Linked DNA regions of Homo sapiens: region 2 is linked to region 1. Evidence: chromatin loops called from intact Hi-C (ENCODE). Cell type or tissue: heart right ventricle. All regions are shown on one strand. Links, peaks and the distances in the headings refer to the core of each region. The heading gives the core; the rest is flanking DNA.

Evidence for each region. Hi-C counts contacts between places; a loop is a spot of excess contacts. Peaks named below come from ENCODE experiments on the same cell type or tissue, not always from the same donor. Only the 100,000 strongest peaks of a DNase experiment are listed, where the experiment ranks them.
Region 2: it touches region 1 in a loop (2.6-fold over the local background); 19 of 110 quality-filtered maps call a loop at or near these places.

The regions. Positions count from the first base shown.
Region 1 is chr9:126,684,295-126,692,893 of GRCh38, reverse strand. LMX1B (LIM homeobox transcription factor 1 beta) reads right to left here. Exons shown (of 8, transcript NM_001174147.2): 3 at 1,826-2,058. Among named protein-coding and RNA genes, the nearest start is that of LMX1B, 75 kb to the right of the region's middle. RefSeq lists an enhancer at 4,131-5,013. In heart right ventricle, for the core only: a CTCF peak has its summit at 2,325 (motif pointing right); a DNase peak (open chromatin) is centred at 2,321; H3K27me3 peaks cover 2,877 bases.
Region 2 is chr9:126,511,329-126,520,024 of GRCh38, reverse strand. It overlaps LOC105376276 (a long non-coding RNA gene), which reads right to left and starts at 3,564. Exons shown (of 2, transcript XR_930358.4): 1 at 3,344-3,564; 2 at 1-1,670. RefSeq lists enhancers at 1-354, 2,835-2,924 and a silencer at 5,600-5,659. In heart right ventricle, for the core only: CTCF peaks have their summits at 5,449 and 5,651 (motif pointing left); DNase peaks (open chromatin) are centred at 2,764, 3,014 and 5,664; H3K4me3 peaks cover 1,126 bases; H3K27ac peaks cover 820 bases; H3K27me3 peaks cover 4,273 bases.

The sequences.
Region 1 (8,599 bases), core at 1-5,000:
CATCCTGGGCCGCAGGGCACACCTGCACAGGAACTCACACAGGTGCGCCTCGGACAACCACAGCACAGGCATGCACACACGTACATGTGGCTGCACACACTTTCAGGAAGGCAGGCCCACTCGGGGAACAGGCAGACAGGTGCACGCACGGTTGTGCACATGGCTGTGTGGACATACACGAAAGTGTGCAAGCAAAGACACACACCACAGATATTCACACAAGAGTGCTTCTGACCACAGCGTATGCACGCACACACTCGTAAGATGCACACTCACCTGCTGCCACATACACGTGGGCTCACAAAGGCCCTCACGCGTGCAACTCACAGGCGTATTCACACACATGGGCCCATGCTCACGGGCAGGAACGTACAGGCATGCATGCATCTGGACAGACACACACAGCGTGCGGAAGCATGTGCATTCTCCCAGTGCTACAGCCACACCCACCATGCACACATGGCACTTCCCCGCCCCAGGTTTGGGTCTCAGAAATGCCAGCAGCCCCAGATGGATGGCCAAGCCTCCCCAGCCACCACTGGGCCTCCCGCTGCCCCCCAGGCTGGTCTCCTTTCTTCAATCCTGTTCTTGGAGTATGAGGCGGGTGATCTCCTCCCACTGAGACCCCCTCTGCTGGGGCTGGCCAGCCTCTGCTCTTCCTCAGGAGTCCAGGCAGCTGGAAGCCATGGAGCTGGCTGCAGCAGTGCCCTGCCCAGGGATGGGTAGGGACAGATGGTGGTGGGCTCACTGCCTCCACGCAGGCCCTGGCCATGGAAAACCCTTCCCATGTGGCAGATCCTGTTGCCGGAGGGCTCCAGGTTACCCATGGGGCCTGGCAGACCGGGACACCTCCTCTCCATGCCTCCTGCTCCAGTCCTTCCCCACTGTTCCCAGGAAGAACAAGGACCAAAGCCACCTCCTGGGCTTTCCCTCCTTAAGGCTCACTCCTGGCTGGGCTTGCCCTGTCTGCCAGGAGGCCTTCAAATTGGCCTCGTCCTTTTGGGGGCTAGAGCAGAGGAGGGAGGGTCCTTCACCCTGGGAAATGGGGTCTTTCCCTCCAGCACAGAGGGCCCAGCCCCCTCCCTTCGGCTGGGAAACAGAGGCTGGCTCGAGGCTGTTTGCTTCTCACTGCTGAAGGCTCCAGGGGGCTGAGAAGGGGAAGGCACATCATCTCCCTGCCTCTCAGGCATCCCCAGCCTGTGGACTGGGTGCTGGTGAAGACCCCTGTGGAGCTGGGCTGCGGGTTGGTGGGGGGCCATCAAGGCAGAGAGGGTAAGGGGGGTGGGCCAGAGAACAAGAGGTGTGTGTGTGCACACAAGCACAATCCACAGTACATGTGAGCATGTGGACAAACATATATGTGCAGCCATGTGGACCGGTGTTTAGTGCACAAGTGTGCTGTGTCATGTGTGTATGTGTATGTATGCTTAAGTGTGTACACTTGTGTGTGTGGACCTGGGTGTGGCTTTTGAATTCCCGGGTATGTGAACACATATCTCCACATACATGTACATGTATCCATACTCAGGGTAGGGGTATTCCTGCATGCATTTTATGTGCTTGTGTGCACACATGTGATCACACATATGTTTATATGTATGGATGCGTAGGTCTCAGGGGTAGTGTGCCTGGGGGGATGCATGTTCGTATCATGTGCACACAGGTGGACACGTCAGTGCGCGTGTGCATCTGGATATGCATGTACCATCTGTGTGCAGCTCAGGTCCTGGAAGCAGGAGGTGGCTTCTCCAGCCGGGACTCCCCTCCAGGACACCCCAGCAACCCCCGTCCCTGAGGCCTGCCCCCAGCTCAGGCCAGGCCTCACCGGAGTCGGACTCGTCGGGGCTCACGGAGCTGAGCAGGTCCTTCTCCTTCTCGTAGTCACCCTTGCACAGCAGCTGGCCCTCCTTGAGCACGAATTCGTCGCCCTTGCGTAGCTGCCGTTCACACACGCAGCAGCAGAAGCAGCCCAGGTGGTACACGCACTCCAGCGCCCGCATCACGAACTCGGTGGGGGCGATCTTCTCCATGCAGCCGCTGCACTTGGCCGCGAAGAGCCTGCGGATGCACAAAGCGGGCGTGTTGGCGGTGCTCAGAAGTCCCTCCCAGAGGCCACTCCTGCCGAGGGCCTCTCCCTCTTGCCACCCTGACCCTCAGGCCCAGGTGGGAGGGAGAGGCCCTCCTTGGGCACCAGGTCAGACAGCAGAAGGGCCCTGCAGCCCTATTCTTCTGCCTACAGGCCCCCAGTGGCCCTGGGGTGGGTGCTGGCATCCTGCCTAGAGTCACCTGTCCCGGGCGTGGCAGCTCAGGGCCCTTCCAGCTCAGAGACACGGTGGCCACAAGAGGGCAGTGTGGAGGGTCCACTCAAACTTTCCTTGGGGGCCAGGTCAGCCCCTGGCTGGAAAGGATCCTTTCTACCTCAGCTCCCTGGTCTGCCTCTCCTCTGATCCTCCCTCACCAACACATCCAAGCAATTCCCAGCCCTGCCCAACCCACTGCCCAGCCTGGGCCCCTCCTCTCCTGCCCGAGCAACTGCCTGGTCCCCTCTCTGGGCTCCTGGCCCCTTCAATCCTTCAAACCCCAGCCCACACAGGAACCGTCACACACACAGGAGCCAGGGGGATCTTTCTAAAATACAAATCGGATCAAGCTGCTTCCCTGCTCCAGACTCTTCCATGGCTCCCTAGTGCCCTTAGGAGACCATCCGAGCTCCTGAGGCTGGCACTCAAGGCCCTTCATGATCCCGCCTCTTCCCTTTCTACCCTCTGCTTCCCCAGGCTGCAGCCCCAAAGAACAGCCTGCAGTTTCTCCAGAGCACTATCATGGCAGCCATCTTTCGACCCATCTTTCTCTGTCCTTTGGCTTGGCTAACACCTTCCCATCCCTCCGTCTCAGCTTACGCATCTCCATCACGAACAGATATTCACTGAGCACGTATAGAGTGCCAGCCCTGCTCTAAGCATCTTATATGCAGAGACGCATTTAATCCTTGCAACAACCCTGCAAGAAAAGAATGAACATTAACCCCATTTTAGAGATGAGGAAATTGAGGTGCTAAGAGGCAGAGTTGCTTGCTCAGGGTCGCATGGGTAGTAAATGCTGGAGGCAACTCCCAGGCTGGGCCTAATCCAGCTTCCACATGACAACGTGATTCCATCTCCCATCTCCCATCATCTCTGCAGACAAACGAGGGCCGGGAGAGGTGGTCTCCGGGCCCTGGTCAGCACTAGCAGGAGGGCTGGGCAGCACGGCCCCTCCTCTGCTGTGTCTGCTGACCGCTCCTCCCGACACTCCCCCACCCTGTCACGTGTCCTGCTCTGTGGGAACTCAGCTCAACAACACTTTGATGGAAAAATTTATGAAGAATCAAATTATTGCTGCTGGGAGGGAATTAAAACCATTTTTCATTCCCGGCGTCCCCGGGCCATGTCTGCGGGCGCCACCTTGGGAGCGCTGTGCACATCCCATCCCTCTTTATGGCCCACCATCACGGGCACAGATTACAGCTGCAATTCTCTACTAATCGGTTCTGGAACAGAAATGGCCATAAATGGGAGGCACTCGCCTGCCTCCCTTCCTGGAGCTGCCGTCAGAACCGCCCACGGCGAGCTGGTGGGGCGAAGTGGGCAGGGCCACTTGGAGCTCTGCATGCTGCCTGGGCACTGGCCAGAGCACTCAGCAGGGGGCACCCCCAGCAACCCCTGCCACCCACCTCTATTCTACCCAGCAGGCTCCTACTCATCCTGCAATGCCCAACTCCAATGCCACCTCCTCTGGGAAGCCTTCTCTGATGCCCCAGTCTGGGGGAGGTAGCCTCCTCTATGCTCCCCTCAGCGTCCCCCACCTCAGTTTACTCCTGTAAAATGGAGATGTCAAGCCCTTCCTGAAGGCTGTTGTCAGGATTCGAGGATGCTGAGCATGTAACTCAGTACACGGGTATCACAGCAGAATGACAATGCATGTCCCTGTTGGTGCCCAACTCTACCACCTCTACCAGGGTTCCATGAGACAGGACCTGGCCCCATCTGATCCTCAAGGGGGCCTCCGTGAGTGTTTACAGAGTAGGTGAGTAAAGGCCTGGGGTGAGCTGAGGCTGAGGCCAGGCTCTGCTCTGGGCATGCTGGACCCCACCAGCCTGCAGGGCATGGCTCTGCAAGGGGAATGTGGGCTGGATTTTGGCTCTAATTTGGCCCTCTGGCTGAATCCCCTTGTTCAGGGCACAACCTACCCAACTGTCAGTGACAGCTTTAGGCAGAGGCCCTAGGAATCTGGCTGGCTGTCCAGCTCTCCCGAGGGGCTGAGGAAGGAGCCTGGGTTTGTAGAACCCGGTGCTCTGACATGGAGGGTGGTCCTCCCCCAACCCCTACTGCCCCTCTGTCCCCTCCCCACACTCCACCTGACCTAGTGGCCACACTAAGGTCTGCAGCCTGACCTCTGCGGCCTCTGAGTGGACAGACACTGGCCGTGTCGCTGCTAGCGTGGGAGCGCCACGGTCCCAGGGTCCCAGGCCAGGGTCAGCACACCTTGGGTGACTCCCGGAGAGGAAACCTTCTTAGGCTGGGGAAGGGGCAGCAGGGCGGGTGACCTGCATTTGCAGTCAAAGCCACAGTGCTGGCTGTGCTCAGAACAGCCGCGCTAATGCCTTGGCAGCAGGGGGTCGATTGCTACTTTCTCCAAACTCATCAACACAATCTATTATTAATACTTCTCCAAAGGCTCAGTGCCGCCATTACAGAGGCAGCGCCAGCCACTCAGGGTATCATCTGTTATCTAGATTGCAAAAACTCAGGAAATAAAACAAACTGCGCGCACTTTATAAACAGAATGCGCCATCCGTTTGGTCTCCAAGCATCTCTCCACCCAATAAAACATCGGGGGGGATGCATGAAATACTCACTCCCAATTATGGGGCTGCCTTTGTCTACTGTGCTGGGGTGAGAGCGACTAATGGCGTGTATGGGAGGGGTTGGGGATACCAGCGGGGTTCCCTCTTCTCTGTGAGCCCCCATTCCCCCTCTCTTCGTGCCTCCCACCACGGAGGACTATGGAGCCAGCCACTGAGAAGAAGGCCCAGCCACAGACAGGTGGCATTGGAATCACATGGACTTGAGTTCCATGCCTTGTCCCACCACTTGCTAGCTGGTGACCGGGCAAGTAATTTTTCTTCTCGAGCCTCAGCTCACTTATCTATACAATGGGCTGGACAACACTGCCTGCATCTCAGCATGAAGATGTAGCGAGTTGTCAGTGTAAAGCAGCAGGTGTGGCGGGCACAACCTCCATAACTTCCTTGCTGTGCAGCTTTAGGCAAGGCATTTGACCTCTCTGAACCTCAAATTCTTCATCTATAAAATGGGAATGATCAGGCCAGCGCGGTGGCTCACGCCTGTGATCCCAGCACTTTGGGAGGCTGAGGCGGGCGGATCACTTAAGGTTAGGAGTTCAAAACCAGCCTGGCCAACATGGTGAAACCCCGTCTCTACTAAAAATACAAAAAATTAGCCGGGTATGGTGGCACACACCTGTAATCCTAGCTACTCCGGAGGTTGAGGCAAGAGAATCACTTGAACCTGGGAGGTGGAGATTGTGGTGAGCCAAGACCGCACCACTGCACTCCAGCCTGGGCGACAGAGAGAGACTCCGTCTCAAAAAATATATAAAAAATAAAAAAAAAAAGGGAATGATCATCCCCGACCATGGGGTTGTTGGCAGGGGCTGGATGCATTTAAAGCCCTCGGCACCATGCTGGCATGAAGAAGGTACTCCAGGTACCCCACATTTCTTTTGTTCGGTGTGTGCCCAAAACGCCTTTGTTGCTCACCCTTGCTAGAGTCTCCATGATTCCTGGGGGCAGCCTCCCTGACGCTGACTGGGTTTACAGGGCCCCACTGTGCCTCCTTCTCACCACCACCCCGGGTTCCGGCCAGCCCTTCTAGCTTGTTTGGCCTGATCTGGACAGAGCACTCCTGGCTCCGTTATCAGTCTCAGAACATTACTGAGGACTAATAATGCTCAGTTATCAGCTGCCTGCATCACCTCATTCAATCCTCACAGAACCCTCAAAGGAAGATGCTGTTTCCATTCCCATTTTACAGATGAGCACAGAAAGGTGCAGAGGCCAGGTCACTCTTTTAAGGTCACACGGCAGCATCACCAGATACTCCAGATACTCCCTCCCTGCTCTGTGCATCTCCATGTGCCTTTGCTCATAAGCTGCCCTTACCCTGGGCCCTGGGCACCATGCCCATGTCTGTCTCTTCCTGAGACTTGGGGCCCGATTCACCTCAAGTTCTTATTACTCAGCATCAGCCCGGCCTCCAGAAGGTGGGGGTGGCCATACACATCTCCCCTACCTCCAAACACATTTTTCCCCTCCAGGGGATCATCTGATATTATGGAGTAAGAAATTCCATTTTCAGGGATGTCCCTCCTTTGAAGAGTCCCAGGCTGTGAGAAGATATCTCCATATCCTCTGAGTTTTTACGGGTTTATTTGTTTAATGCTCAATTTATTAAACTCATAAGGCTAATAAACAAAACTCTGAAAGCCAATTTTTTCAGGAGCATTTGAACATGGATTACTAATCTGATTAATTTCTTTTTTTTTTTTTTTTTGAGATGGAGTCTCACTCTGTTGCCCAGGCTGGAGTGCAGTGGTATGATCTCGGCTCACTGCAAGCTCCGCCTCCTGGGTTCACGCTGTTCTCCTGCCTCAGCCTCCCGAGTAGCTGGGACTATAGGCACCCGCCACCACGCCCGGCTAATTTTTTGTATTTTTTAGTAGAGACGGGGTTTCACCGTGTTAGCCAGGATGGTCTCGACTTAAATCACTGGCAGCTGCAGAGACACACAGGGTATGGCTGATTCTTTCACCTCCAGTAACATTGGCTTCCTAATGTCCTGGGAGCACTCCAGCTTCTCCAAGCAGGTCTTCATGCCCAGATCTTAAGGTCCAGACTGCATGCACCGGGCTTGGAATCCCAGCCCTATCACTTCCTAGCACTGGAATCTTGCACAAGTCCCTTCTCTTGAGCCTCTGTCCACATCTGTCCAATGGGGATGATGACAGAGGCTGCCTTACAGGGCTGGGCTCAATAAACGGTGATCATGATCACTGTTATCAACTCTCCAGGACTTACCACCCTAACTCTCCGCTTACTACCCTTGCTGAGTCAAGATCTCCTACCCTCCTCTGAGGGTGCCATTCCCACACCCCGTCACTGCCCTTTACAGTTTATGTGGCTCTTCCTTGAGTTCTCAGAACAATTCACACTTCACACTCCACTCAGGTCTCTCTACTCTCAGTAGACCTCTTCCACTCCTCAAGGCAACCCTGTCCAGCCCCTCCGCCACAGCTTAGGGCAACTCCCAGCCTTTGTCCAGGACACTGCTACCTACCACTTCAGAGAGAAAGCAGAAGGTTGGGAGAGAGACACCCAAAGTTTGGTCTTGCCTCCTCATGAAGTTAGATTACAAACCTCTTCATTTCTGAACGTCCAAGAGTACCCCAAAATGTCAGGATAAGCCCAAAGACCTCGCTGTGGCACTCAAGGCCCCACCCACCCCGTGACACCCAGCTCTCTCGGCCAGGCTTCTCACTACTCCCTGAACATAGCAAGTCCCTTCTTGCCTCCTTAGTGCTTAAAATTCCATCTGCTTCCAAGGCCTGGCTTCTCTGCCCCCTTCCTTTGCATCTTGCTAAACTCCTCTTCATCCTTGAAGACCCAATTCAAGTGTCACCTCCTCTGTGAAGCCTTCCCTGATAGCCAGAATCCCAGCCACTCTCCAGTTATTTGTGCGTCTGAAGTCCCTACCAACCCAGAAATCAGATACTGGGTCTAATTTACTGGCATGGAGGAGGTGGTTAGTGTTTGTCAAATGAATGAACAACCATGTGTGAAACTAAATGGGCAGCCAGCTAGCACAAAAAAACACCAGGTATTCTGCTCCTAGGGGTCTGAAACTGCCACCAGGTAACAAGGTAAGTGAACTTGCCCTCCTGCCCCCAGCCCCTTCACAACAACACAACTTGGGTCCGGTTTGTTGAATTTGTATCAGTGGAGTTCCACGCATGCCTCCTGCAGGGCTGGGAGTCCCCCACCCCAAAAGCACCCTCATCCCCTGTACCAAGGGAAAGACCACGGGGGGTACCATGTTTGTACTAAGTGACTCTTGTGACTGGAAGTGATTGGACCAGGCCTGGACATCTGACTCAAGGGGAGCCAACCAGACCCTCTGTCCTGTGTCCCTTCCTTCCCCTGCACACTCAAGAGCTCTGTCAGCCCCTACTCCATCTTCAGGTGTGGCTGCCACACCTCCATCACCAGCTGCACAGCCTCGGGTGATGCACAGCCTCGGGTGATTCACATCCCTTCTCCAAGCCTCAGATTCCTGTTCTGTCAAATGGGGGTTTGACCTGTCCCTCCCTGGTAATTGAGAATCTGGTGATTTTAACCAGTGTGGGAAGGCATGGCCCAGCGTCTGGCACAGGAGGGATCTTAATAGGTGTGTGCTCTCTTCTCCTCCCCAGTCTGTCTCTGGAACTTTCTCTTCCCCACCTCCCTTTTTTGTCTGAAGCCCCGTAATTGCACTGTTGGGTC
Region 2 (8,696 bases), core at 2,721-7,720, 180 kb after region 1:
ATCCTCTGGAGGTTCCCTTATTAAAAACCAAGTCTTGCCGCCGCCGCCCAGGATAGATTTCTATTTCATTTGTATTGATCACCGGGAAATGTCTCATTCTCTGGTTGACAAATATGGCCAGCAGGGAGTGAGTTAGCGTTTGGTGGAAAACATTTGTTTCCACAGTGATTTGGGGCACCCTGAGCTTGAGCTGTGGTTATATTCACAAGGTTGTGGTGAGTAATCTCCAGCTATGATATAGAATTACAAATGTGAGAAGTGCAGTTTTGCAGAACAATAGGGCCTGGCAGGGGCTTCAGAAATCATCTAATGCGGCCGCTCCATTTCACACTCGGGGTTAAGGTAAGGAACTTGACTTATCCAGGGTCACAGAGGCAGTGGCAATTCTAGGAATTTATCCTACAGATATTACCCACTGGTGTGTGCAAATGATACTCATCACGGCACTGTTTATAAGGGCAGAAGATGTGAAACCACCTAACCAAACGCCCATCATAGGAGATTCGGTAAACAATTATGGTATATAGGCAGAATCATGTGAAATTGCCTTTTTTTTTTTTTTTTTTGCTGGTCAAAAATGGTTGAATATGAACAATCCCATAGGGGCCAATGTACTCCTTCTATTGAATGGAATGACGTGTAGTCTTCAAAGGAACGAGATGGAGAACTCTCCCAAGATATATTATTAAATGAAAAAAGCAAGCTGCAGAACAGCGTACCTGTTATGCTCCATATCTGTTTTTACAAAAAGAGACATAGCCACATTGGCTGGTATAAGCCTCCACTCGAGAAGGAGAGACAAATTGTCCGCGGTGGCTGCCGGGGGAGGGAACAGGCAGCTGAGGTGGGGATGATGTGAGGCTGATTTTTCACTTTATAGCTTCTGTACCTTCCAAATGTTACACTAGGTGTGTGCATGGCAGACAAGACATCAATTCCAATGTAAAACAAAGATCCGGATTTCAGTAGAGCCCTCATTACTAGGGGTTAAATGCTCAGCCAACTGTGTGGTCTGACAATTCTGGGCTTCAAGTCATTTCATCTCACGGAGCCTCAGTTTTCTCATCTGTCAAGTGGGGGTAATGATAGTGTTGACTTTTTAGAGTGGAAGTGACAGTTTCCTTGAGATACGAATGAGAAAGGCTTGGCATTGTGGCACAAAGTAAATGTTACATGTTATTATAAACGACACATAAATCATAACACACACATGCGCGCACATCAATCCTTACATTGACCCGTTTAGCATTTTGGTTTTCTTGGAAGAGTCTTAAAAATAGCTGTGTGTGTTCGGAGACAGGAGTCGAGATTGCTGAGTGTTACGTTTGCTGGGGGGACCGTGTTGCTGTTGCAGTGATGGCTGCCCACGCTGAATTTATAGGGTGGGTCTGATGATTTTTTTCTGAATCAGTAAATGGTCTTCCGCATGTCTATGTACACAGGCAGGTGAACTAATAGAATTAAGCTTATTGGTTTAATTCCTCTGGGCCCCCTTGGCGAGTGGAGAGCAGCTGGATGAATATTTTAATTAAGCTCTGACACCCAGAAGTCAAAGTCCTGGAGTGGTCCCATTGGGCAAGGTCTCTCGGTTTGGGGTTTAATCAAGTTCGGCTTCAGAGTTCAAATTTCTTCCTGGACAGAAATATGTCATTAGGCGTCCAAGATTTCCACTGGAAAAAAAAAATACAACTTGACTATATTTTCTCTAGAGAATGACACCATGATTCGATTAGCCCTTTTTCCTTGACATTTTGCCCACTTTATTAACTTCTGCTTTGCTTTTAAGCAGGCAACTACTGTTTTACTTCCCTGAAGAAGCTCATAATATTATAATTCAAGTGTCAGGACAGATTAGGTTAAACGAACTGTGTAATTCCCGAAGGAAAACAAACTTCAAAACGGACGAGGTTTGCCTTGTCACATGTCATGGATTGCATTAGCGGGGAACGACGAGTCTATCACCTAATGTGCTAATGTTGGCTCAAGTGTTCCCCACTCTGCAAGGTGAGAAATGACTTAGCTAACAAAACATTTAGTTTTCCCCTCTTTGCATTCTTTCTTTATGAGATTCCGAATGTGACATTTTCACCAAAAAATCTCTGTGCTTATTTGTGAAAAATGTATATTAAAACCAAAACCCATCAAATGGAAAGAAATCACAGATGGTTTTATTCACAAGCAGTAGAATTAATGGCCTCTCTTCTCTTTATAAATATTAGAAGCAGATGAGTTCATTACGCTCTCACCCTAATAAAGAAAACCTGCTTGATTTTGACAAGACATCGACTTATCTAACACATCTACTAAATAACAAAGCCACTTCCCGCCCGTTAAAACACGGCTCGAAAACACCAGCTTTACCTGGACTGATTCTAAATTAATGAAAAACACTCCAAAGACAGCAAACGAAGTGGGGCGCGGGGGATGGAATTCAAGAGATTTTTGAAAATGTGACTGATTTTGAAAAGAGAGGGTTTTGAAATGTTTACTTTGTGGTGGTTTGAAATTTTTACATCTTTCAACAAAGCGGGCAGAGAAGTGAAACCATCTGAAAGGGCTTTTGAAAAGAGCGATTCAGCACAAGTTGGATGAAGCTGCGGTTCCTTTATCTCGGTGAATCTGTGGACATCGTGCAGGGGAGGCCCGGCCCCTGGTCCCACTCCTCCCCAGTGCGGCAGCCTCAGCCACGGCTTCAAAGCGCCGTTGGCTGAGCATCCTGGGAGGGAATCGGACACCTCGCCCTGGGGCCGCGCGGCTCGCTAGTTCCTATTCCTGAGCCCTGCAGCCTGATGTAGTCATCTCCTTGGTCATGGGAGTCCGGGGTATTTCTGTTTGTGCCGCTTTCAGCACTTGTTAAGAAAGAAGTGGGAGGCTTATGTGAAACTGCGAAAGATGGTTTTTCTCTCCAGAGCCACGGCATTTGGGGCCTCAGCTTATCCATCATTGCAAAGATTGTTCAGAGAAATGGAATGAGTCAGCCCTGCCCAGAGGGGAAGGAAAATGAAGCATGCATGGAGCCTCTGTCCCGGGCCCTTCTTGGCTGGGCTCCCGTGGAAGGGCGTGGGCTCCTTAGCCTGAAAGCTGCCCAGGGAATGTCTTTGGGGAGGGAAGCCACACAGTTTAAGAAAAATGGCACATCAGCATGGCTTTGGTCCCTTATTCTACCATTCAGGACTCTCAACCAGGATTCCATCCCACACTTTCCCACCCTAAGACCAATAGCGGGCTTACACCGCAGAGATCAGACACCTGCACTCAAGTGTCATGGTTGGGGGCGGGAGTGGTGGTCAAAGCTGAAACACTATTTCTAAGCAGCTCCTTAAAAGTGAACCAAGCCCGGTACCTCCACATCGTCCCAGGAACCTGCATCTTTCTTGCTGTTCTGTGCTCTCTTCCTCCAAGTGAGGGTCTATGAATTCTCTGACAGGCCCAGGTGGAGTTCCGAACCGTGAGATCATCCGAGTCCTTCCTTCATGCCTCAGTTTCACATGTAGCCAACTTCTGGGGAGATTTTTGAGGAAGCAACAAGTTTGAGCCAAGACCCCATGATTGAAATTCTCCAATAAATCCCTCCCAGCTGAGCCCTAAGGGGCTGTAGTTGCTTCAGCAAGCAGGGACGGCAGGAAGGGGGGCGGTGGGGGGGGGGTGTTGCAGACTTCAAACAGGACCTGGAGTGGTGGGGGTGGCGGGGGATTGTGCCGGGAGAGGAGGCCACCGAGCCAGGGCTCAGAGTTAATTAGCCTGCATGGTGGCACCTCTACGCACAGCTCTCTCCCTAGGCAAGCATCAGCAACTCGGCTTCTTTGCCGACATGGCCTCTCATTTAGAGCCAAGTCTGGAAGAGTAGGAGACTCGAACCACATTTAGAATGAACGTTTGCGGCCCTTGGAAGGCCCCAGCCTGGGGGTACTCTGCCCTCCCACCAGGAGTTCTGAGGGAGCTGAGGTTGTGTTCAAAAGCCTTGCAAACATCAAGTGTGGATTGTCTTCAGGCACTAGGCTGTGTCTATCACCTGAGTGACGGGACCATCATCTCCCCCATTTTACAGATGAGAAAAGTGAGGCTCAGAGAGGCAAAGCCACCGGCTCAAGGGCATATTGTGGTGGTAAGGGGAATCCAGGTTGGAATTCATATCCTCTAGTTTACGCCACTGGCTGGAGATGGGGACCTAGCCAGAGACCAGCAGAGGACAGTTGGCCCTGAGTACACGGCCCTCACCTCAGCCCTGACCCCTCGCACTGTCCGTGACATTCAATCAGGTGCCGGTGATGTCTGGCCCAGCAGTTGGGGCAGGGCCTCCCCAGCTTCCCGGCGACAAATGGTTCTCATTTGAAAGGGAGGTTATAAAAACACATGCCCAAAGACACTGTCAGGGAACTGAGGATTAATCTCATTTCAGTCAAAGACCATTTCAAATATTTTTCTGGGGGGGAGTGGGGGCGGCACAGCCCTGGCTGGGAAGGAAGTCAGAGTTGCTGGCGTGCCCCTCAGGTCGGCGGGTTTGAAGGCGGCTGAGATGCCGGCTGGTGGGGGCCAGGGTCACTCCGTACCTAGTAAGGCAGAGTCTGACAGAGGAACGAGGCTTTGCTCCACGAGTCCCCAAGGCTGGCTTTGCGGGAGGCCTACACTCTGGCGTGGACGCTCACACTGCGTTCAATATGTTGGCTGTGTTTCAGGGCAGTTTAAGTTGCCAAAAGGAAGGGAAGGATTAGGCGCCTGGGACATTTTCATTTTCTGGATGGTGTCAAAAAGCGGAGTGTTTTTGCCGTGTGGCTCAACCAGAGCGGGCCCTGAAGGGCAGCCAGGGGAGGGGCACTGCCGCCAAGCCTCCTGCCCAGACACCTGTGGCTGCACAGCGAGTCCCCCACTCCAGCCAGGGACTGGAGGGAGCACCCACTCTAAGCCACCAGCTCCCAAACTGGGGGGCCTGGGTCCCTAAATGGCAACCCGTGGGATTTGGGGCACAGGCTTGGGACTGCAGGTGGGGCCTCTGCTGAGCGGGCATAACCCCAATAGCTCCATTTACTGAGAGCTCAGGGGGTGCCCAGCAGCGTGGGCCAAGCTCATCGTATTATACAATGGCCCTCTGAGGGGAGGACTTTTCTTATCCCCATTTTACAGCGGGGGAAGTTGAGGTTCAGGGAGGGGCGCAGGTGGCTTGCCTAAGGACTGGAAGCTGGGCAATAGTGATACATCTTTAACTTTCTCAGAAACCTTTTAAAGGAGGGACTGTTGACCTTCCCATTTTCCGGATGTGAATGTTGAGGCTCCTGATGTGACTGCCCAAGCCCACCCTTTAGGGGCGGGTGGAGCTGGGGGGCTTGCTCGGGCCTCTCCAGTCGACCCGCATTCCCGACCAAAGCGAGCGCGGCTGGGCCCGGCCCCGCAGTCTATGGGAGCCACCCCAGGTCCACGAGGTCCGGACGCCGCAGGGGGTGGGAGGCCGGCGGGGCGCTGCGGGGACTTGCGCGGCGGGCTAGCCTCCTTCCAAACACACGTCCGTAGCGCGGTGCCGAGGGATTGATTTGCCTCCAGTCCGCGGAGCTCCGCCTCGTGTGTGCTGGGGTCCGAGCATCCCCAGTGCGCGGCCGGGGCGTTCCCGCAGGGCCCAGCGAGGGCCGGGGAGCCGGGCGCCCCCGCGCGGCCGGACCGCGTGAGAACCCGTGTTTGGGGGCGGAGCGCAGGGCGGGGTCCCGGGCGGGCGGCACGGTGGGAGGGGCCTCGTGCAGGCGGCTCTGGAGGTCCACCCTGCTGGGCAACCTAGAAAGGGAGGTGCCAGAACCCTTGGGTTCCAGGGGAGAAAGCAGGCCAGAGACCTCCTGGGGCCCTCTCGCTGGGCAATGGAACTCCAAGGGGCTTTGCCTCGCTGCGAAGTGCCTCTTCCTGGGCCTGCGGGAGGTGAGGTGGTCTTGGCCCCTGCCAGGACCCACCCTAGGGAGCGCCCCCCAGTCAGTGAGGTGGGGTGCTGGAGACCTGGCCCGACATCATCCCTCTTCCTCAGCGGGAAGCTCTCTTGAGCTAACTGGGGCTGGTGCTTAGCCTGGAAGCAGATTGCTAGCGTGCTCCTGAGTCTCTGCACAAGGCCAGGGGACAGGTAGGGGGAGGAAGCTCACACGACCTCAGACCCTCAGTCTCCCTTCCTGCCCGTGGAGGGGCCTGGTGGGGCTTCCCCGTGGCCAAACGCCCTCTGCTGCATCCCCCACCCCTGCCGTGTGCCTTGCCCCAGGCCAAGTATGTAATGGGTTTGCTCAATTCCTCCTCCAGAAAGCCCTGGTTGCTGCTGGCTGCTGTTATCCCAGAGCCCCAGGGGCACATCAAGGGAGGTGACTAAGCTGGGCCCTGAACTGGGCCTGTCTCACCTCATGAGCCATCCTCACCTTAACCCCACAGGACAGGACACCTCCTTCCAGGTGTGCATAATCCAGGCCGCGCCAGGAGCGGCACTGGAGTTGGACATGCCTGGGCTGGAGGCCCTGAGGTGCCCCTGTCTGACTGTGTGCTTCTGAGCACTCTCTGGAGCCTCAGTTTCCTTATCTGCTAAATGGGCCATCCCTAACTTCAGGACTGTGGTGATGACACACAGAAGGCTACCCCTGCTGTCCTCTGTAAACGTTTGCTGATGCCCAGTGAACAATGAAATACCTCCCCCCTTGACATTTGCTTACCTTCCCTGGGAAACACATCCTAGTCCAGCCCCCTCTAGAGCTCAGGGCATACCTTGCCTCCTCCAGAAACCCTTCCTCACTCATCTTCCAGGGAAGGTACTGGCAGGAAAAAAAGCCAAACATTTTTTTTAAAGGGTTTGGGAGGATAGGCAAAGATTTTTAAACGAGACACAGAAAGAACGATCATAGAGGAAAAGGTTGAAAATTGGACTATGTTTTTTTTTTTTTTTTTTTTTTTTTTTGAGACGGAGTTTCGCTCTTGTTGCCCAGGCTGGAGTGCAATGTCGCGATCTTGGCTTACCACAACCTCTGCCTCCCAGGTTCAAGCGATTCTCCTGCCTTAGCCTCCCGAGTAGCGGGGATTACAGGCATGGCCACCACGCCCAGCTAATTTTGTATTTTTAGTAGAGACGGGGTTTCTCCATGTTGGTCAAGCTGGTCTCGAACTCCCAACCTCAGGTGATCCACCCACCTCAGCCTCCCAAAGTGTCGGGATTACAGGTGTGAGCCACTGTGCCAGGGTATTTAGTTTTCTTATACCAATTTTGACATTTTATATTTTTCCAGATATATGGTAATTAATACATGGTTACTAATAATATTCCTGTTAACTGTTATATCTGCAGTTATCTTTTGTTTTAATTCTTATTTGCCTCTTCTTTCTCCTTGTCTGAAGTTTGTCTCTTTTAGTCTTTTCAAAGAACCAAATTTTGACTTTGTTCATAATTTCTGTTTGCTTGATTTCATCGATTCTTTTTATCATTATTTCCTATTTCTTTGCACTTACTTGTTGCTCTTTTCCTATCTTCTTCAGTTAAAAGCGTAGCTTGTTTATGTTCAATCTTTCTTGCTTTTGGATAAATTTAAACTGTAAATTTCATTGTCTACCGTTTCAATCGTGTCCCACAATTTTTTTATTTTTATTTTTTAGAGATGGGGTTTCTGTCATCCAGGAGAGTGGAGTGCAGTGGTGCAATCATAGCTCACTGTAACCTAAAACTCCTGGGCTTAAGCAGTCCTCCTGCCTCAGCCTTCCAAGTAGCTGGTACTACAGGAGCACACCACCATGCCTGGCTATTTTTTTTTTTTTTGAATTTTTTTGTAGAGACAGGATCTCACTATGTTGCCCAGGCTGGTCTCAAACTCCTGGCCTCAACTGATCCTCCTGCCTTGGCCTCCTGGAGTACTGGGATTACAGTACATGTGAACCACCATGCTTGGCCTCCCACAAATTTTGATATGTAGTGATTTCATTATTATTTTCCTCTAAGATGTTAATAATTTCCCTTATGGCTTCCTCTTATTTAATTGTAGTGCATTTTCCAATCATGTGTGGTTTTAAAAAGCTATCATTTTGCTTTACATTTCTTATTTTTTCATTGTATGATCAGAGATGGTTTTAGATATGACGTTGGCTCTTTGGAAATTATTGAGGTTTGTTTAGTGGCTTAGTTCTTAGTTGATTCTGAAAGGATATGGGATCTATGCCAGGTTGAAAGTTCTCTGCTTGTTAATCAGGTTATTCAAACATTTTATATCTTTGCTCATATTTTGGCAATTTGACTACAGTTTCTGAGAGAGGTGTGTTAAAATCTTCAAGTGCAATTACTGGCTTATCTGTTTTTGTCTCTCTAGGTCTGTCAGTATTTCAAAACTGACAGGCTCTTATTCCAAACAACTTCTCCCTGCCCAATGTTCCCAGGGTCCTCCCACATCTCTTGGAGGATGCCTTTTGTTTATATTTAACTCATGCTCTGGCTGGTCTATGACTTCTGCTTCTGCTGGTGTGGGTTGCTCAGCTTTTTGTCTTCCCTGGGTGGATGAGCTCTTCTGATGTCTGTTCTTCCACCTGCCCCTGGGAATTCATAGTTCCCTGGGACTCAGCTCCACTGGCTGGTAACATGTAACTGGGGAAGTGGTGAAAGCTCAGAATTGAGTTGTTGTTGTTTTTTTTTTTTTTTTTTTTTTTTTTGAGATGGAGTCTTGCTCTGTTGCCCAGGCTAGAGTACAGTGGTGCAATCTCGGCTCACT